2 separate regions of the Mus musculus genome follow, and region 2 is linked to region 1. The links are chromatin loops, found by intact Hi-C in ENCODE. Cell type or tissue: gastrocnemius. All regions are shown on one strand. Each heading gives the region's core, and the rest is flanking DNA. Links, peaks and the distances in the headings are about the cores only. Region 1 overlaps Gm39933 (a long non-coding RNA gene). Region 2 overlaps Snrpb (small nuclear ribonucleoprotein B).

Region 1 (10,499 bases), core at 953-8,952:
TCGGGCGCTCTCTGATGACAGTTTTAGCTTTGGGGTTGGTTAGAAACTGGTGCTCGGTACATTCCAAAGGATTTGCCTAATTCCAAAGGATTTGCCTAATGTCACAAAACTGCTATGTCAGGTACACAGAGGAGGGCAATAAATGGCTATTAAGGGAACTAAAGATGCCCAGGATAATTAGGCTCTAGACTTGCAACATTTCAAAGTCTCCTCAGTGAATGACATTCTAATCAATCAATCAATCAATCAATCAATCACTTTTGCAGAGGGTTCACTGAAAGACCCAACTTTTTTTCTGAGAACTTTAGTTCCCAAATACAGATGTATGATGGAAATGCCATAGGGAAATCTATTACATTGTATGTAGCCTAACAAATAAGTTAGGAAATAATCTTTTAAAATGCTGCATGCATGAGGAAGAAGAAGAAGAAGAAGAAGAAGAAGAAGAAGAAGAAGGAGGAGGAGGAGGAGGAGGAGGAGGAGGAGGAGGAGGAGGAGGAGGAGGAGGAGGAGGAAGAAGAAGAAGAAGAAGAAGAAGAAGAAGAAGAAGAAGAAGAAGAAGAAGAAGAAGAAGAAGAAGAAGAAGAAGAAAAGAAGAGGAGGAGGAGGAAGAGGGGAGGGGAGGGGGAAGAAGAGGAAGAGAAAGAGGAAGAGGAGGAGTATTTATAGCTCCAGGTGGCTTGTGGATGCAGCTGGTGGCTACCGTGGGACAGTCACCAGCTCAGTGCTCTCACTGCTGCTCAGCTGCTTGGTGCCAAGGGGCTGTGAAACAGCGTCCACCGCACCTACCACATTAGTGGTCATGGCAAGCCCGATTCCCTCCTCCCCAGGCTCCAGAGGGACTAGATGGAGCTGCTTTGGAGGAGGGTCTCTGAATCCCAGAGTGGTAGGAGTGCGAGGGAGGATTGTGCCAGTTGGTCTCCATGGGAACACCTTTGCATTTGAAACCAGTATTCCGGGCAAGGGCTGCAGAGAAGAGTGTGGTGTTGCAATAAACAGGCTCTTCAAGAGCTGCCCTTCTAATGACTGACAGGACCAAGAAGAGCAGTACAGAGGAGATGGGGGGGGGGGTTGTAAAATGAAGGTTTTAGCAGAGACGGAGGGAAATGGAGGATGGGTGAAATGAAGGTATGAGGACATGTATGTATGTATGTATGAACATACCATAACAAAACCTATCATTTTGCTAACATTAAAAATTGGTCAATTGAAATAACAATGTGTCATTTGACAGTCATGATTTGACAGCAATGATGTATTATGCAGGCAATGGTATAACTGCAGCCAGATTACACTAAGCTAGTGTGCAACTAGGAGTGTGGCTGAGTTGGTATCACACTTGCCTAGATGTACAAGGCCCTGTAACTTCTGTTTCAAGGGGATGGGTGCCTCTGGCCTCGGCAGGTACCAACATTTTATCAAATATGTGCACATATGTACACAGACATGTATACACATAACACACGGTTAAAATAAAATATTTTAAAAACAATCTAGAATAAACCAGCAGGGATTTATTAGATGATATCACAAGGTCAAAGGTAGATGGTTCTTAATCAGCAGCTCAACTATGTAAGGAAATAATCTGTTTTCTTGATCTTTTCCTCATAGTTCTAAGATGGCTGCCACTATGCTATCCAATACATCTCTGTTCAAGGCAGAATGGATGGATAAACAAGTGTCCAAAATCATTACCCTTACCTAACACTCAACTTGGAAGACTTTGGCTTAGCCAGAAATGGGTCACAGCACCACACTTAACTGCAAAGGATCCAGAGAGAGCTGTGGAGAGTATGCTGGACTGACTGACTCGTGCCGTGACGTGGGCATCGTCTTCTGCAGTTTTCCTTGGTTTCAGAAGCTGTTGCACTTGCTCTTGGGCTACTGCTTGAAGTTGCAAACATCACAACTTGAGTTCCATATCAGCACAGAGGCCAATTAGGGAAACAGGATCCACAGGCAGGTAACAGAGTCAGGGACAGCCCCACTCCATTTGTTAGAGGGAGGACCCGCATGAAGACCAAGATGAACTGTTACATATGTGCAGGGGGCCTAGGTCCAGCATGTGCTGGCTCTTTGGTTGGTGGTTCAGTCTCTGAGAGACCCCAAGGCTCCAGGTTAGTTGATGCTCTTGGTCTTACTGTGGGGTCCCTATCCCCTCCAGGGCCCTCAGTCCTTCCTCCAACTCTTCCCTCCATAAGACTCCCTGAGCTCTGTCTAATGTTTGGCTGTGGTCTATGCATCTGTTTCAGTCAGCTGCTGGGTGGAGCCTCTCAGAGGACTGTTATGCTAGTCTCTTGTCTGCAAGCAAAACAGAGTACCATTAATAGTTTCAGGGATTGGTTCTTGCTCGTGGGATGGGTTTCAAATTGGGCCAGTCATTGCTTGGCCATTCCTTCATTCTCTGCTCTGTCTTTGTCCCTGCACTTGTAGGCAGGACAAACTTTGGGTCAAAGGTTTGGTGGGTGGGTGGGACCTTCTGGGCTTTGAGATGTAAATAAGACTATTTAGGACTAAACCCCTTTACCTATGGATGATGAAAATGAGTGTGGCTATCATGGAGATTTGGGCAACAGAAAGAACCTTCTGAATGTATACCATCCAAAACTAACTTGAAAACCAGACATGTAAAGAAAGTAGCAGTGTTTGTTTTTGTTACAACATGCAACAATAGTGAAGCTTTGGCTGTGAACACACACACTCTGTGATGATGGTAAAAGAGTATGTATAGTAATGAATTAATTCTAAATTAACTCCAGGGGCTGGAAAGCAGTTGGGACACTGCTCAGTAGGTAGGGACACTGACTGCTCTTGCAGTCCAGAACCTACACAGATTCAAATAAACTCACATTGAAGTTATAGGACCACCCGAGGGAGTAAGTTCTCTCCTTCCACCATGAAGGTCCTGGGGTTTGAACTCGGGCTGTCAGGGCTTGGCAGCAAGCACCTTAACCCAGTGAAGCCCCCAAAGCAGTCTTGAGTGTAAAGAGTTTAAAACGCTCCTGGTCTAAACATCTTGGTTATCTGCTAAGTGGGCGCAAATGGAGCTCTAATGCCAGTTTTGGCTTCAGACTCCAAGTCGCATATCTATCCTTACACAGAATTCCTTCTAACGCCCCCACTTTGTTCCGTGATATAAACTATCACCACTAACCCTGGCCAAAAAGAAAAAAGAAATAAAGATCCACACCCTCCAAACCACAAAAATGTCAGGTATTAATAAAATATGAGAGTCCTAAGCAGACTTGCTCTGTGCACCACTTCGCGGGCAACAAAAAACTGCACTGTCTACCCTGTTTCTTTCTGTTCATTTTTAGACACCCGATCATAGACATTTCCATGTCAAATGTTGACACAGTGGTTTTTACCTTACCGCCCGCACAGTATTAATGGAGTAGTTTGGGCATTTGATGAGGAGTGGAGAGGGGCAGAGCAGCACACACTAGCTTCACGCTACTCAGTCCTGGCTCCTTATGAGAGAGGAGGGACTCCTTAGGGACCCACATTACTTGTTCAAGTCTCTGCACTGGTCTCTGGGCGGCCGTGAGTCACTTCTTTACTCTGTTGCACAGACTGGCTTCTTGCTATCTACAATGTGCATGCGTGAACAGGGGTGCGTTCACACGACCTCTCAGAGGCTGCCATGCTTGTCATCTGTGTTAGTCAGCTCCTCACCACTGTGATAAAGTTTCTGAGAGAAAAAAAAAAAAAATTCAAAGGAAGAAAGGTGTTTGTGAGCCGTCCAGCGGCTCACAAGGACAGGTACACCTGTATAGCAGGCCGGCACTGAAAGAGAGGGAAACTAGGAGACAAGAGAAAGATGGAACCAAGACAGTGTTCTGATCAAGGTTCAAATTTTTAAAGGTGGACACGCTTTATAAAGGAGGGGGGAGGCCCATTCCCGCCAAATCATTCTTGGAGCCCAGCTGCCGGTAACCAAGTGTAGGATTGTAGGATCGCATGTAGACTCCGGAATAGCTAGGCCGACTTCCAGCAGGTAGCAGCAGCAGCAGTGGCTGAATAGAGTGATCTAGGGAGGCAAGCTCCACCCTAGGTAATCTCCTTAGTGACAACAAAGTCAAGGTCTGGCTCAGCCTGCTTCAGGCTTGTGCTTGTGGGAGGCTACCAAAAGGTAGATTGGGTTTACCATTTTAGAGGTTTCATTATCCTTGGATTTGCCACAAGGCATCCAGGGTGACTGGGAATGGAGTGGAACAAACCTGTTTATGTCATGGCAACCAGACAGCGAGAGAAAGGTAGGGCCTTCAAGTCCCAATCCTTTTCATTAGTTCAGGGATACACCAGATCTCACCTATAGTACCCTGCCCTGAGATGGAAATAAGAAAACCCTCCTGCCTCCTGCATGTGCCTGTGCCAGCCTGTGAGTACAACACTCCATCTCAGAATCCTACTGTGATACTAACAGATACAAACAGAGCACCACCTAGGGGTGGCTGGAGGCAAACACATGCAGTGGTTTCTCTTGCCCCTCCAAGGAGAAAAGCAGAGCCGAGGTGGCCTTCAAAAGGCATGGGGAGAGGAGTAGGGCAGGGAGGAGGGTGGGGAGCAGGTGTAGGGAGAGCAGGGGCGGGGAATTGAAATGGGGCATATGGATCCTGGAGTGGCCACTTCCTGTAGCCATATAGGACTCCGTGGAGCTATAAGGACAGCAACCCACCCACAAAACTCTTTACCCAAAATGTGTCTTGCCTACAAGATGTGCAGGAAAGGATAAAGCAGAGACTGAAGAAATGGCCAACTAATGACTGGCCCAACTTGAGACCCATCCCATGGGCAAGAACCAATCCCTGACACTGTTAATGATGCTACTCAGTTATGCTTGCTGACAAAAGCCTACTGTGACTGTCCTCTGAGAGGCTCCACCCAGCAGTTGACCGAAACAAATGCATAGACCATAGCCAAACATTAGGCAGAGCTCAAGGAGTCTTATGGAAGGAAGAGTTGGGGGAAGGCTTGTGGGACCTGGAAGGGATAGGGACCCCACAATAAGACCAAGAGCATCAACTAACCTGGAGCCTTGGGGTCTCCCAGGGACTGAACCACCAACCAAAGAGCCAGCACATGCTGGACCTAGGCACCCTGTGCATACGTAGCAGAACTTGGCTTGGACTTCATGTGGGTCCCCCAACAACTGAGGCAGGGGGCTTTCCCTGACTCTGCTGCCTGTCTGCCTGTCTGTGAATTCTGTTCCACTAACTGCACTGCCTTGTCTGCCCTCAGTGGGAGAGGATGCACCTAGTCTTGCAGTGACTTGATGTATGTGGGGTGAGTGGTACCCAGAGTGGGGCTCCCCCTTCTCAAAGGAAAAAGAGAGGGAGGAATAGGGGAGGATCTGTGTGAGGAGGTACTGGGAGGAGAGGGGGAGCTGATACTGGGATGTAAAGTGAATGAATGAATAAACAAACAGGCATGCTTTGTGTCACATGCTGCATTCTGCCCTCTGATTTCTTCATGTTTTTCTCTGCTTTTCCGCCATGGTCACCAAGAGCTGCACTGCTTTTTATAGTGGGTCCATTCAAGAGTCCAGTCCACACAGCTCTTAGTCTCAAATGGATATTCCCAGAAAAGAGATTTGTGAAGCTATATAAGCCTACCATTAGTTCAACGAGCTATATGGGTTTTGATAGGGTCATGGTGCTTAAATAAGGGAGCATAAAATAACTAATCCGTTTTTTCAAGAGTGTCAAGGTATCTCTAAAATTGTCTACTAAAAAGTCATCAAGGAACATCGACACTACCCTTATCCACATACCAGGATATATTGACATCTGCAATCACAGGTGAATAAACATGAGGTTTTTGTTCCTTTCCTAAGGAGCTGGTGTCAGCTTGAGCACAGAGATGCCACTTGCATGTTAATCATCTTCTATACCCTGTCATCATGTAGACATCTGGCTAGCCTTGCAATAAAGAAGTAGAAACTAGGCTCACAGCTCCCATCCCTGACAGGAAAAACAACCAACCAATCAAACAAGCAAACAAACTAAAAACCATTTGCTGATGTACTGTGGCCATGGCTGAGTAGTTCAAGTATAATCTTGAATAACTGAAAACTGAACCTTCCCGACAGAATGGATCAGTTCTCTGGAAAATACAATTTCCCAAAACTGAGTGAGGGGCTGGAGTGATAGATGGCTCAGCAGTTTAGAGCACTGGCTGCTCTTCCAGAATAAGGGGTTTATTCCCAGCACCCACATGTCGAATCACAGCTGTCTGTAACTCCAATCCCAGCAGACCTCATGCCCTCTTCTGACCTCCATCGCCAGAAAGCCCATAGTTTATAGACACACATGCAGGTAAAACATACATACACATTTTAAAAAAAAACTGACATAACTGTCTGTAACTCCAAGATCCGATATGCTCACATAGGCATATCTGCATATCTGCAGGCAGATCACCAATGCACATAAAATAAAAGTAATAAATAAAATATGTTTTTATATTAATATATATGAATATATATGTCAATATGGCATCCAAGGAGTTGACCCAGGTTTAAAAAAGAAGTGGTTTCCTTGTTAACTTCTACCAGACACCTCAGCTCCTCCTATGTGTCTTTCTTCAGTGAAGAGAGTGAAGGGCTAAAATTCTTTTCCAGACTCTTGTGCAGCCAGCACAATGATGCTCATCTTGCTCTCCTAGACTCCTATCCCGCCCCTTCCCTCATGTCCCTGTCTAGCTCCCAGACTATAGATTAAAGCAAGTCGGTTAAAAAAAAAAAAAGTAACACAAAATGGACCTGGACTGTTGGGAAAACAGGAGTGCCAGCGTTCAGGAGCAGAGGGTGATGCTCAAGTTAAGGTGAGCCATTCTTCCTTTGGTTGGCTGGTTGGTTAGTTTCTCACTGCCCTTAAACAGCAATCGTGAGGTCGATGATGTTCAGAAACACCCTCACAGACACATCAAGAAACAGGCTCTGTCAGCTGCCTGGACATTAACCCAATCGAGTTAACATATAAAGTGAACTACTGCAATCCTCTAGATTCCTCCACTGGAGTTCAGCCCCATTGAAAACAGAAGTAGCCTTCTCCAGTCCCTCTGTGGGCATTCCTTATCCTTCCCAAACAATCCACTCATACTCACGTCCTACCCCCAGAGTCGTCTTCTGCCAGAATCTGCCAGAAGACATGTCTGGTGTCTCTCTTCCTAGAATGGGAAGTCTATGGGAGTCTTTGGTTCATGGATATAATCAATTTTTTGAGAGTTCTGGCTGGCATATCAGAAGCTCTGGGACATTTATTTGTTGAACAAATTATTTGTGCAGTGAATCCCAGTTTGACAAATATTTATAGAATGCCTGATGTGCTATGCTGTGTGCCAGGCATCTAGGACATCCCCAAAGCAAGACAGATGGGAGCCTTTCCCCCTGGTACTTAGAGTCTGGTAGGAAAAGAAATACAGTTAATTGCATGCAATCAGTACTGAATCAGGAACACAGAACATGTTGGGGGCCTAGAGGAGACCCAGAGTTCAGACACTAGGGCAATGGCCTAGAACAGGACTGGCCTCACCAGCATAGAATCTAAACTTTTATAAAGTCCTGCCTTTAGAAGTATCGTACATTTAGCTTAATCCTTGTTGCAGCTGTCTTAGAATTCTTAAAGTATTTCTTTGGATGAGCACTGTACATTTTCATTTTGCACTAGGCCCTACAGATTGTGTATGTGTCCTGCGTAGAATGGGATCTACAGTGAGCACTGAGATGAGGGGTGTGTGTGTGTGTGTGTTTGTGTGCATGAGGCAAGAAGAGTGCAAACTGCTTAGTATATGTGGCAATACATTATTATAATCTCTTCCAGTCTAATCTCTTACAGCCTGTTAATATACTTTAGGATCATATAAGACTTAAGGCTGATATTCTACTGTGTACTCAACCGGCTTGTTTAACCTGTCTTTAAGAGAACAATGTAAAAACTGACTTTAAGACAACAATGTAACAACCAACCTGACTTGCCTTGGATTTCCCACATAATGAGATTTACAACCTAGGCTAATAACACATAATCATAATCTTCCATGTACTCTTCCATGTCCCTGACCCAGAGAGCAATGTATATATGTTTGTTAGCATGTTATGATAATCATTGGCTGAAAACATCAGACATAGGTTCAAAGCAACCTTTTAAATGAGTAGCCCTAACTGAGTGTTGAGGACAGCATGACTACGGTGATGAGCAATGATACTTGTACTGCTTGTTATCTGGGCCAGTTGGAATCAGCGACTTAACTCTTTGTAAAACTCGGTTGAAGATTTGTATAAAGTATCCCACTTCTTCCCCGTGTGATGCTTTCTGTGCTGTTCAATATATACAGGGCAGAAGCCCTTTGTTAGACACTGTCTTAGTCAGGGTTTCTATTCCTGCACAAACATCATGACCAAGAAGCAAGTTGGGGAGGAATGGGTTTATTCGGCTTACACTTCCATACTGCTGTTCATCACCAAGAAAGTCAGGACAGGAACTCAAGCAGGTCAGGAAGCAGGAGCTGATGCAGAGGCCATGGAGGGATGTTCCTTACTGGCTTGCTCAGCCTGCTCTCTTATAGAACCCAAGACTACCAGCCCAGAGATGGTCCCACCCACAAGGGGTCTTTCACCCTTGATCACTAATTGAGAAAATGCCTTACAGTTGGATCTCATGGAGGCATTTCCTCGACTGAAGCTCCTTTCGCTGTGATAACTCCAGCTGTGTCAAGTTGACACAAAACTAGCCAGTACAGACACACACACACATGAACACACACAGACACGGGGACCCAGGGACATTCAGGTAGGCACAGATTCAGACTTGTACAACAGACAGGAACCACAGAAGACATGCAGCTCTCAGTAGCTCTGTCTTCATGCCAACCCCAGTGTGTTGATGCAATCTCTTTCCCAGGAAGAAACAGACTCATGAAGCGAGGTGAGTCTCCCAACACAAGTGCAGCTTTTCACAGCTTGGAAAGCACTTGCCCTCTGGGAGTGACAACCCTTTGTGTGCCATGGTGTGCAGAGCACACAGCAGCTGCCAAAATGCTCTCAATGCAGTCAATCAGAATGCATCTCCTGATGGCCCCAGCTTTGCCCGTGTGTGGGAAGCATACCTGGGAGACAGTTTATTGCCATCAGTCACTGAGGTGAACAGGGGTCTTATTCCCCCATGCCCTAGCCCTATAAATGTGATGGCTTTAAGGCATGACCCTTGGCAGAGCAGATCCAAAGTAGGATTTGGAAGTGGCACACCATGCTTGGTCCCCTCCTTCACTTCTAACCACCTACCCTCCACTTCTCGGGGATGGTTCAGCTTAAGTCACTGTCCCAGAGAATGATTCCGTCTGAGTCACTTTCACAGGAATCCTTGTCTCAAGGTCAACTTCTGAGGAGTCCAACCCAGGACACTTTCATGGCTTCTGTCCTTCCTTGTCTCTGGACTCTGTGGAGGCCGGGGGTGGGGGACAAAACAACTGAGAAGTGGCTAGTTGGAACTTGCACAGCTACCCAGTGGCCTCGGGGAGGACCAAGCCCCGAAACATCAAACCTATTATACACATCTTCAGAGAATGACTGGATACTCCATCCCTGCCTGAGGAAGAAGTCCGGCCTCATCTTTGTGTTGCTTCCTGAATGCAGCGAGCCTGTGCAGCAGACACCTGCTCGGGAGTGCACCTCCCCAGACAGCTTGTTGAGGTTTCTGAGTCTCCTCATCTGGTCCCTCGGTGATTATGCAACCGACAGCAAATCATCACTCATGTTGGTCACATCCTAGATGCTGTTGACTGTAATTGCAGCAGGCAGGCCATGCTGTGCTCGTTTGCTGTACCCTGACTTAGGACCTCTTGCATCTATTTGCATGTTATTTGATTGGGTCTGGAAAAGGAAAATCAACAGATGCAGCTCCTAAATGGGCCAGGCTGTTTTCTCATTTTATGGAGCGGGAAGTCAGGGAGCACCAGGCACTGTCCTGCTCTGAGATCTATACTTAAACCACAGCTGAGCTGATTCACTTCTGCTCCCCCACAGGGCTTATCCGGGCAAGAGCTGGGGCTCTTTTGTGAACCTCATATCACCAAGGGCTCACCTAGGACTGAAGTGATGCCCTATCTGGGTCTCCCACACACACCCCACCCCCGCCATTGCTCCTAGGCTCGGAGTTACATGGAAGCTAATAGCACCTCCATCCGGTCACTACTGCATTCCACAGCCTGGCCAAGATATTTTTAAAAAGCACTGCTTGTTACACAAACGAATGAACAATGTGCACGGTCCAGTTAATCTTTCCAAAACAAGGCTCTTCTGTTCCTGTCTTGCCCAGACATTCTCAGTGGCTCCGTGTGAACTGGAGGGGAAAAAATTCGAGGTCGTTCTGACAGCCAGTGCCTTTCACATCTTATTCAGAACCTGTGACTATAAGAATAACACTTGCACAGAAATTCTGCCAAACCTCGCTGATAATTCTGAAACTCAGTCTTGGAGAGGTAAAGAGCCAAATTATCTT
Region 2 (10,499 bases), core at 913-8,912, 290 kb before region 1:
CTCCTAATGCGGCCTGGTCTGAAACTGCTTTAAGAAGCCTCTGACCCTCTTCAGGGTAAGTGCTCTGCTCCCCATGTGGGTTTGGGGCCAGTCATTTTTGTTGACATTTTCTAAAAAATAAAAAAAATAAAATTAAAAAATGGAGATATTTTCTGGTTTGCTGCAATTCTGTAAGTTACAAGCTAACTCAGGCCCTTAAACAAAGTGGTCTATTTCAGTCCTGTTTTATATATTCAGGACATCTTGAGGCTCAGCAAGATGGTGAGCCTTGTCATATGACACTCTTGTCCTATGCAGCATTCATATTATGGACTGACTGAATTCCCTTAAGTTCTTTTTGAGATTGTTTTCTTTTGTGGCCCAAGATCAAGTATAGAATAAAAATGCAGAGATTTCTGAGTGCCTGGTAGGTGTTAGAGTGGGACCAGCAGATCAGTGTGGAACTTCCATTTTAAAAACAAAACTGATTTTCTGGTTTAAAAAATGTTGAAAAATGTTTTTTAAATAAAGTTAATGAGAAAAAAGCTTGACTGCTTATTAGTGTCCATTATGAAAAGCCACTATAGGCTTATTTAACAAGCCAGTATGCGCTAAAAAAGAAAATAAAATCAAGTTGTCTTTTTAAAAATCAGGACATTTTGTCTTTATAGCTTCCTGCTCCCATCTTGTAGTTAGTTTTCCTGGTTCACCCTCATCCCATTCATCGACTTTGGTGGTTTGTTTGGGGTGGGCTCTGGCGTGAGGTCACCCTTGTGAAAAGTCAGCCTGTGTGTGTGTGGAATCTCTTCCCTTTATTCCGTCTGTTTCTCATATAAGGTGAAGGGTGGATTGTAGTAGGCCTTGAGGTTGAATTGTACACTGCGTGGGTGTGGAGCCAGTATCACTCACTTCTGATAAAGAATTGTTCAGCCTGCCTCTTTCTGTGAAGTCTAAAGCTGAAGGGAGGAAACAAGGTAGAAGCTGAGACAGCCAGGAAAGGATTTGCCATTGGCTATGGAAGCATCTTTGCCATGGCTGGGGTGTCTTGCTGCTTGTCCTGTTTCCTGGTCTTCGTGTCTACTTGGCTTGGTAGGAAACAGCTATCTATATTCATGTGAGATCACTTAGCCTGGGGTACTGACGTGTTTTAGAAAGTTTATATACTATTTGTCAGATTACGTAATACACAGCCAACCTTGGTAAACCTAATGTTCCCTACCTTCTAATAACTTGCTTATTTTTCTTCTAAAAATTCAACTTTAGGCCAAAGAACTCCAAACAAGCAGAAAGGGAAGAGAAGCGAGTCCTTGGTCTGGTGTTGCTTCGAGGGGAGAACCTGGTCTCCATGACAGTAGAAGGACCTCCTCCCAAAGATGTAAGTCCTTCCCGAGTACCTGTTGAAGGGAGGCCCTTATGAGAGCCAGGCTCTGTCAGGTACTCTGGCTTTGCATCCCTTTACAGATAGTAAATGAAATCTTAAAACAGCTACCTTGCCAGTGAGTGGAGAGACAGCTAGAATTTGTGACTTTAACGCCCATGCCCAGAGGAATCCTAATCAATATGGCCTGAGGCCATATTGGTTACCCAGCAGTTCTGTATATGTATGCAACAACATTTAGTAAAAAGGGAGAGGAAAGGGAAAGGGGCAACTGTAATTATCTCAAAAAAATTAACAGTCCTTCTGGGTACTTTGGTGCAAGCCTTCAGTCCCAGTAGAGGCAAGGGGATCTATGATTTCAGGGCTACATAGTATAAGACCCTGTCTAAAACAAAAACAACAATAAAACAGCTCCAAATAATAGAATTTATGAATGCTTTATTTGGTAGTTACAGAATATTAGCATTTATTATTATTTATTACCTGTGCACCAGGGATGTTATACAGGCAGTGCTATTCCAAATTAATGATTTTATTTAATCATTATAAGAGGTTTTTAGTTTGCTTTTTGAAAATTACCATCTGGGATTGGGGATTTAGCTCAGTGGTAGAGCACTTGCCTAGCAAGTGCAAGGCCCTGAGTTTGGTCCTCAGCTCTAAAAAAAGACAAAATAACAACAACAAAAACAAAACAAAAAACCACCTCATCTTATGGATGAAATGAACTGAGTTTTAGCTCACCCAAGATGTCATAGCTAGTAAATGGTAAACCTGACATTTGATCCCAGATGTTCTTGGTTCTATAAACACCAAATACATTTATAAATAGAGCTCTTTTAAAAAGAACCTGGCCAATTCGTTTTCTCTTTGAGACACTGCCAACCGGGAGAATATTTCTAGCCTGTATTTATGTGTGTGTGCATCTGTTTTAATTTTTGCCATGCTTGGGTTTAACTCAGGGTGCCATGTATGCTGGGTAAGCACTCTGCCACAGAGTTGTAGCTTCAGCTCCTGTGTTTATTTTTATTCACACATGGTTGGTGTGGAACACGTGAAAAATTATTGTCTTTCCCTTTAATTTTTATAAATATTTTCAGTTACCTTCCTGCTTTGCTTTACATCTGCCGATGACTTTGAGATAGCCTCTCCAGTGAGTACAGAGTAGTTTATCTCACTCATTTTGGTATTTTAAACTCTACAGTGCAGCTTTTCTCATTGGTAAATGTGTATAAGAGGTATTATTTGGCCACTGTCACTTATGTATGTGTCTGTGGCCAGCTCAAGTTCTGTGTTTACAAATAGAGTCTTGAGCTCTGACTCCGGCTTTTATTCTCATGGGAATGAATGCAGGTATTGAGTGACAGGCTTCTCTAGATTTAAGATCTAGTTTTTTAAGGGTTGATAGGTTTCTTGGTTTTGCATGGAGGAGGAATGATGTTAAGGTTATACAGTTAGTGCTGTTTATATGCCTTATAGATCTGAGAGGTTTAGGCAGTGCTATTCCAAAGATGTACTTAGAATTCTTGAAGACACTGAGCATTACAGCATCTTTCTTTCTCTTTTTCAGACTGGCATTGCCCGAGTGCCACTTGCTGGAGCTGCTGGGGGGCCAGGCATCGGCAGGGCTGCTGGCAGAGGAATCCCGGCTGGTGTTCCTATGCCCCAGGCTCCTGCAGGACTTGCTGGGCCAGTCCGAGGTGTTGGAGGGCCATCCCAACAGGTGAGGTATTGGAGGAAGATACTAGTTTCTGGTAGCCAAAAGGATAAGGGCAAACCCACAGCTTGGGGAAGAGTCCAGAATGACCAGTCTCGTGGATGGCACGATTATCAGTTATTGCTATATGAAGAGATGTACAAAAGGTATTCTGGTCAACTGAAATTAGGAGAATGTTCCCGTGACATTTCTTTTTCCATGTCACCAGTTTTAATTAAAAGTACAAGTGCTTTTCCCAAGTTGGATTGGGAATCCTTAATATTAATATCAGGCCAAGAGACTGGACATTGAGCACTCAGGCTTCCTGATACATAAGACTTGTACATGGAAAGTAATGGCATGAGCTGTAGCTCTAGGACTTGATGATGCTCAGTGCAGTTTGGGAGAAGAGTAGGAAGCTGCACTGAAGATTGCTTTCATTCCTCTATATTTCCTTAGGTGATGACCCCACAAGGAAGAGGCACTGTTGCAGCTGCTGCCGCTGCAGCCACAGCCAGTATTGCAGGAGCCCCAACTCAGTACCCACCTGGTCGTGGGGGTCCTCCTCCACCTATGGGCCGAGGAGCCCCTCCTCCAGGTGAGTATCGTCATCAAAGGACACTAGCACTAATTAGTCACACAATGCCTTAGCTGGATTCATGATGAAATAGATCCTTGACTGAAGCTGATGATGCGTCTGTGTAATTAAGCAGGATTACTCTGAGATCCAGCCTGGCTGACTGAACTGGGAACTAGCTGGACAAGAGCCATTAGGAACTCCACTCTGGCTCAAGGGCCATTTTGCTTGTGAGGCTGAGAGGATGGACTAGACCTTCTGACTTGGTAGACAGCTTTGTATGTTTCCTTCCATCTTTTAGAAGGTCACCTGAGCTCTTCTCTTCCAGGTATGATGGGCCCACCTCCTGGCATGCGGCCTCCCATGGGTCCCCCAATGGGGCTCCCTCCTGGCCGAGGAACTCCAATGGGCATGCCCCCTCCTGGCATGCGGCCTCCTCCTCCAGGCATGCGAGGTAAGTGCCTAAAACACTGAGTTTGGCTGCTTTTCCTAGAATTTACTAGGGCAGGAACTGGAGGTTTGCTTTAGACCACATCCATTTTGGGGCCTCAAATTCAGGGAAGTGAGCTCTTGGAGGATAGCTATGTCCTGAAAGTATCGAGGAGAGGTAAGCATTTAACTGGTTGGCTTTGTTTCCAGAACAGAGATGTGTTCATGGCTCACCCCAGATGAAGGTGTCTGAGATCACAGTAGAGACTGTCTGATGCCCTTGACTAATTTAGGAGTATCTCTTTTGCTGGTCATGGTGGCCTATGCTTTTAATTCCAAGACTCAGGAGGCAGATAGATCTCTGATTTTGAGGTCAGCCAGGTTGTGAGACTTTCTCACCCCCTCCCCCCAAAAAAAGAAAGCCCAGAGGGCATCTTGACTACCAGCCCTGTGTTCTTTCTATGAAGTCTTCATAGTAGATCTTAAGATAAGTAGTGGTCAAATTTTATTACTTTTATGTCTCTGATTTTTGCATTTGTAGTTTTTTTAGACGTAGCTTCAGGAATGTCTCCAAATAGCTCTCTATGTTCCTGTAGTCACTTGATAGCTACTTACAGAGTCGGGAAGTTGGGGGCTTGAGTTATAGATCAGGCACTGACTAAAAACTTGTTTCTCTTGCTTTAGGTCTGCTTTGATCTTCACACAGCATTATGTCAGTAGCTCAGAGGCGATGTGGACCCTGTTCCCCAGGGTCAGGTTACCACAGACCTGTTTGTTTGTTATGCAGTTCATGGAGTCTCCCTGGATTGTCTGGTTTCCCTTTCAGGGCTCCCTCCCTGGGAAATGTGCCCTCCAAGGCCCTAGACTCATCTTGGTTCTCCTCAGCTCCTTGCCTGTTTCCTTCCCAAAAGGCTGTATGTACATAGTCCTTTTTCTCTGTGGCCTATGAAGCTGGTTTATAATAAACTAAGAGACTGTTATACATACAGTTGATATATTCATTTGTCTTCTGAGTGCCTAATAGTTAGAAAAGGTTACCTTGGAAATTTAAATCCTACTTTTAGCTGTTTCCCACTAGTATATTACTGTTGGGACTAAAAAAATTACTAAGAAAAGGTGAATCAGTATGAAGCTTTTTGCCTACCAAATGTAAAGATCAGTTTGATGAAATAAATATCATCCCTTGGGTATGAAACAAACACTAAAAGTGAAAATGCTCTTGAGGGGTTGCGGGTAGCTTCCGTTTAACTTTGTCTCAGGGCCGCACAGCATATACTGTAACCAGACTTGTTTGTAATGGGATTGCCAGTTTGTTTGGATGAAGAGATAGTGAGCAGCATTAAGTCTTGGTACTTAGTGCATCAAGACTAGTGGTGAACCATGGAGGTGTTTGGTTTCTTGGCATGCAGTGGTAGTTCTGAAGTCACATTAGCAGGGGTGAAGAGTCAGTGATCAGTCCCATTATCCTTTCATGATCAAACTGGGAACAGAAGGAAATTCTGAATAATAAAAATCCCTCAGCTAAGGCTGGGGGATGTGGCTTAATGATGGAATGTTTGTCCAATATGTGCAAAGCTAGATTTGATTCCCTGCACTGTCAGGGTGGGGAGTGGCTGCACAGCCAACATGAAGCTGCTGCTGTGGCTGTTCACTGGGTGCTGGAAGCTGTAGTTAGGGCAGTGGGAAGAAGACGTGTGGCTAGGAGAGTAAGGAACTGCAGATGATAGGATTGTGTGTCCAGGAAGGTGCAAGTCCATAGGCAGCCAGTGAGTGAACACATTGAGCAAAGTTGTAGGGTAGAAATGGATACAAGTTTATACCAGTGTCAGTCTGGAAAGGAAACTAATAGTTGGGATAGTGAATTGAGTTCTCTAGAACAGAGCTTACAAAATGAATTATAGAAGGGGTTTATTAGATTGGCTTATAGACTGTTGTCCAACTGCTCCAACAACGGCTGTCTATCCATAGAAAGTCCAAGAATCCAGTAGTTTAGTCCACAAGGCTGGATGTCTGTTTTCAGTATTCACCACAATCCCAAGGAAGTGGCTCTCTTGCCAGCAAGAGTAAGAAGGCAAAGGGCAAGTTTCTGTTTTTCATGTGCTTTATATAGGTTGTCAGCAGAAGGCCCAGATTACAGATGGATCTTTCCACCTCAAAAGATCTGGATTAAAAGTGGGTCTTCCCAGGTCAAGTGATTTTATTAAGAAAAAAAATGCCTCAGGTGCACCCAGTTTTTAGTTAATTGTAAATTTAGTCAAGTTGACAACTAAGGTTAGTGATCACAGATAGCAACCAGAAGAATAGGCATCAAAGAGGTCTAAGGTTTCTGAAAATGAAAAATTGTGAAAGGAAATGAGGAAAGATGGGTTGGAACATGATTATTAAGCGAGTTATACCACTTAAGTGAGTTTGATTCTCCTAAGTCTAGTGGAATAGTTAAAAGAAACATGCTAATTTTGTGTACCACAGGGAGTCTTGAACAGCCACAATTTTCAAAGTAAGATGTTTAAGGTCTAGGTAGCTGTCAAAGCTGTGGTAGAGTACAATAGCTGCATCTAGGCATGGGCTGAATAGAGATGGGAATTGAGAGACGCCCTGGACTATGGAGGTAAGCTTGAAGGTAATTAAAAAAAGCATCTCAAACAGGTAATGTTGAGACAGGAATGACCACAGACCTCTACTGCACTCCATTCTCCTCACTCGACAATCTAGAAAAGGTAAAAAGATAGACTGAGTATAAGGAATACAAACCATTATTCACTATTTATGATGGTGGGTTTTTAGGTTTGACACTGAAAGCGTAAGCAACAACAACAACAACAAAAGTTGCCAGGGACTTCATCAGAATTGTGAAATTTAGTGTACCAAAGGATGAAGGGAAAAATATTTGCAAAACCAGTGACTTGAAGGAAAATGGAGTCCCAGCATCCAGTGCTTGCCACTTCTCTGGGTGTTCGTTCCTTTTTGTTGTGTTTTTATATACTCAAAAATATTTTTTTTTATATTAAGATAATTTATGTGGGAGTATCTTGGCGGGTGTATGTTCCTAAGTATACTCTCCCTGCCCAGTTTCTCCAGAGGTTATATTAAGATAATTTATGTGGGAGTATCTTGGCGGGTGTATGTTACTAAGTATACTCTCCCTGCCCAGTTTCTCCAGAGGCCAGACCAGGTGCCATATCCCTTTGTGAGTCACTGTCGATGTTAGGAACAGAGCCTAACTCCTTTGCAGGAGCAGCCAGTGCTGTTAACGCTGCACCGTGTCTTTAGCCTAGCCTTTAATTATTTAAAATTAAATGTAGTGTGTATATGTGAAAGTGTGAACCGTGGTGTGCACATGGAGGTCAGAGAACAACTTGTGGGGGTTGTTTCATTCCTTGGTCTTAAAGGGTCATCTGGCCAGCACTTTTACCTGTTGAACCATCTTAGCAGCCCAGAAAGAGCTTCTCTTTGTTGCAGTCTTGGAGATTGAACCTGAAGACCTTGGCCATGGTTGGTAATTGCTCTACTGCCGAAGCCATGTCCTCAGCCCTCTTTATTTTGAGACGGTGTCTAAGTTGCCCACTTTAGCTTTAAATTTACTTAAATTCAGACAGACCTTAAGTTTAGTCCCCACTTGCCAATTCCCGAGTAGCTGGAATTACAGGCTTGCGCTGTCAAAAACATCTCAGATCTTTATATATAAACATGATGAGTGAAGTACCACTATTAACCAGTTCTCTGTGACTGGACAGTTAACTTATTTTTTTTTCACTAACAATGAGATGGCTTTAGCTAATTAAATGGAATTTGAGTCAAAGGATGTAAACATTTTAATTATCAAGAAAGTTGATTAAAGTTAATTTCCTTGAAAGTGAGTCCATTTGCCCTGTTACATTGTTAGACACAACTGACAGTTTACTAGGTCCTCCTTAGAATTGGCAGTTATCAAGGAAAAAGTCTACTATGGCAGTTGGTATGCAAAATTATATATGTATTGTTTCTCTTTTGCACTGTGAAGTTAATGTCATCGATTGTGTTGAGGAAAGGTTTGCGGAGATAATCACCTATGCTGACGAGTCTTTATAATGATTGCCACTGGTCCTCTAAGGAGGACCTAGTAAACTGTCAGTTGTGTCTAACATGTAACAGGGCAAATGGACTCACTTTCAAGGAAATTAACTTTAATCAACTTTCTTGATAATTAAAATGTAGACCAGGAGTGGGAACACTTTGGGAAATTCATATTCTTGATTTCTTTTTAATAACCACAAATCAGGTAGTCATGACTTAGAGTATATGGAAATACTTTTCTTTGGATTTTCCAAATTATTAGCAGTATTTCTGATTTAAAGTCTGGTGTTAGAAGTAAGGAAATTGCTGAGTCCAGGCGCACCTACCAGTAATCTATCTCAGGAATGAGTTGCTTATGGGAAGAGCCTGCTTTGAGAGGAACAAAATGAAAGGGGAAATTTACACTGAATATCATTTGGAGCCTTTTAAATATGTACATTACCAAGTTTTGAGAATCAGATGCATTTAAAATGATGAACTTGGAAAGTCCAGATCCACCAGGAGGCAGCATTGCACCACTCTGTGAAGAAGACTTGGACCTCGAGTGTGGGCCTGGATGCCAGGACTTGGAGTTTGTGTCTGTCTCCATTTCTCTCTTCGTCTTTTTTTCCCCTCCACTTTCCTTATAACACTTTTTCCCTTGCTTTAGGAGTCAGATCTGTAGCTTTAGACTTAGCTATGGAGTTGTTTACTCTTGTGTATGTTATATCTTTCTTTCTGTTTAATAAACCAATGTTTAGCTGGGCATCAAAAGAGAAACAAGTGCATTGCCAGAATTCCTTACTAAGGGCTCTAAGCTTTACTTACAGAGTGGGTTGGACTAACAGACTGAGAGTCAGTTTTAGGTGGGGGATTTTTTAGTAAAGTTGAGCATACACATATTCTATGATTTAGCATTTTCATACTAAAATATATGCCTGATAGAAAAATGTTGACATAGTCTCAAAAAGACAGACATGAGAATACATGCAAAGCCGTATTCATAAATTGGACACTACCTAAATACATATCAACATTAAATTAGACAACTTGTATATTTGTACAGTGGAGCATCTTACACCGTGGGTCTGCAGCAACACATGGCAGTTTGAATCTTCTCTACAAGTTGTCAAGTAACAAATGTCAAAGTTCAAAGTCAAAACATATGAACAATGTATAAGAACTAACTTCTGTGACGGAGGAGCCGGACTGGATAACTTGACACAGCACTTGCAGGGGGCTGGTGATGCTTTATTCTTGATCTGAGTCCCGGTTCCCCTTGTGTGTGTGTGTAGGGGGGAGGGAGTGGGAGAAGGGGAGGGGGAGGAGGAAGGAGGAGGGGAGGGAGCGGGGGTGGGGTGGGGTGGGGAGAGTTGGTTTCAGGGTAGCCTCAAGCTCATCTTCCTGTCTCAGCATCCTGAGTGCTGCATATTTCTGACATGAATAAATTTCTGTGTGTACATAAGCCCTAAAGGGATTGAAGAGCCAAGAGATCTTGGGGGCAATCTAAAGAGGAGTGCCATCATGGGAAGTGTGTTGCTGTCCAGATGATAGTGGCTGGTATTTGTCCGCTCTTGCTATGTGCTCCTAATGTAAAGCAGTGCATGTATATTTATTGAGCACCTACTGTGTGCTAGACACCATTCGTTTCTAGGCAACTCTGCTGGGTCCACAAGAACGAACAGAACAGAACAAGCTCCTGTCCCGGAGGAGCCTGCATTTTAGTGGAAAGTGAACGGATATGCAAATGAGCGATGCTGAGTAATGGTAATCACTGGAGGAGATGGACTGTCTGGGATACCGTTCTGCTTCATTATAGTCGACTGGAAACAAGATGAACAGGTGCCTGTAGGAAGCTAGAGAGCTTTCACTCAATACAGAGGTGCTGGTCTTGCTGTATAAAACAGCTGGAAGGTTTCCTGTCAGCTCCAAATCCACTCTCCCCTTTTTTCTTCTCAAGACAGTTGTTTAGGTTTGTCAGTAGAGGGTGCTGGAGAGACATTGTCAGAAGAGACTGTCCCTTTGCAGCCTGGGTGATTTCTCTGACACCAAAACTTGGCAGGAAAAGGGGCTTTTGTGATGCACAGCGGGCACTGGCACTAGGCAGCTTCCTCTGGCACACTTGGGGGGGTGGTGTCATGGGGTCTGAGGGAGGAGGTTCCTCAGTAGTGCTTTCCTCTGGCAGATGTGTAGCAAGTTCTGATAATGAGATGCCCAGTGGCTTCTATACTGAGCCACAGCCTCCTTGTCCAGCCTGGCCTGGCTCTCAGGCTTGGTGGTGATGGTGGACAGGGGAATATGCCCTTCCTTGGACACTGTCTCAGCCATAGACATAATAGCTGCTCTAGAAATCTGCACTTTCGCTCTTCGCTGGTGCTATTTCTTACTAACGAATCACCACATAGCTCCTG

The links. Hi-C counts contacts between places; a loop is a spot of excess contacts. Peaks named below come from ENCODE experiments on the same cell type or tissue, not always from the same donor. Only the 100,000 strongest peaks of a DNase experiment are listed, where the experiment ranks them.
Region 2: it touches region 1 in a loop (2.6-fold over the local background); 11 of 42 quality-filtered maps call a loop at or near these places.

Annotation. Positions count from the first base shown.
Region 1 is chr2:129,873,991-129,884,489 of GRCm38, reverse strand. Gm39933 (a long non-coding RNA gene) reads left to right here. Exons shown (of 3, transcript XR_866737.2): 3 at 1,612-2,007. Among named protein-coding and RNA genes, the nearest start is that of Gm39933, 18 kb to the left of the region's middle. In gastrocnemius, for the core only: a CTCF peak has its summit at 4,446; a DNase peak (open chromatin) is centred at 4,446.
Region 2 is chr2:130,166,185-130,176,683 of GRCm38, reverse strand. Snrpb (small nuclear ribonucleoprotein B) reads left to right here. Exons shown (of 7, transcript NM_009225.2): 3 at 1,243-1,354; 4 at 2,925-3,077; 5 at 3,510-3,648; 6 at 3,956-4,081; 7 at 4,741-5,048. The coding sequence ends at 4,751. Among named protein-coding and RNA genes, the nearest start is that of Snrpb, 7.9 kb to the left of the region's middle. In gastrocnemius, for the core only: a CTCF peak has its summit at 8,609 (motif pointing right); DNase peaks (open chromatin) are centred at 3,995 and 8,626; H3K4me3 peaks cover 595 bases; H3K27ac peaks cover 2,784 bases.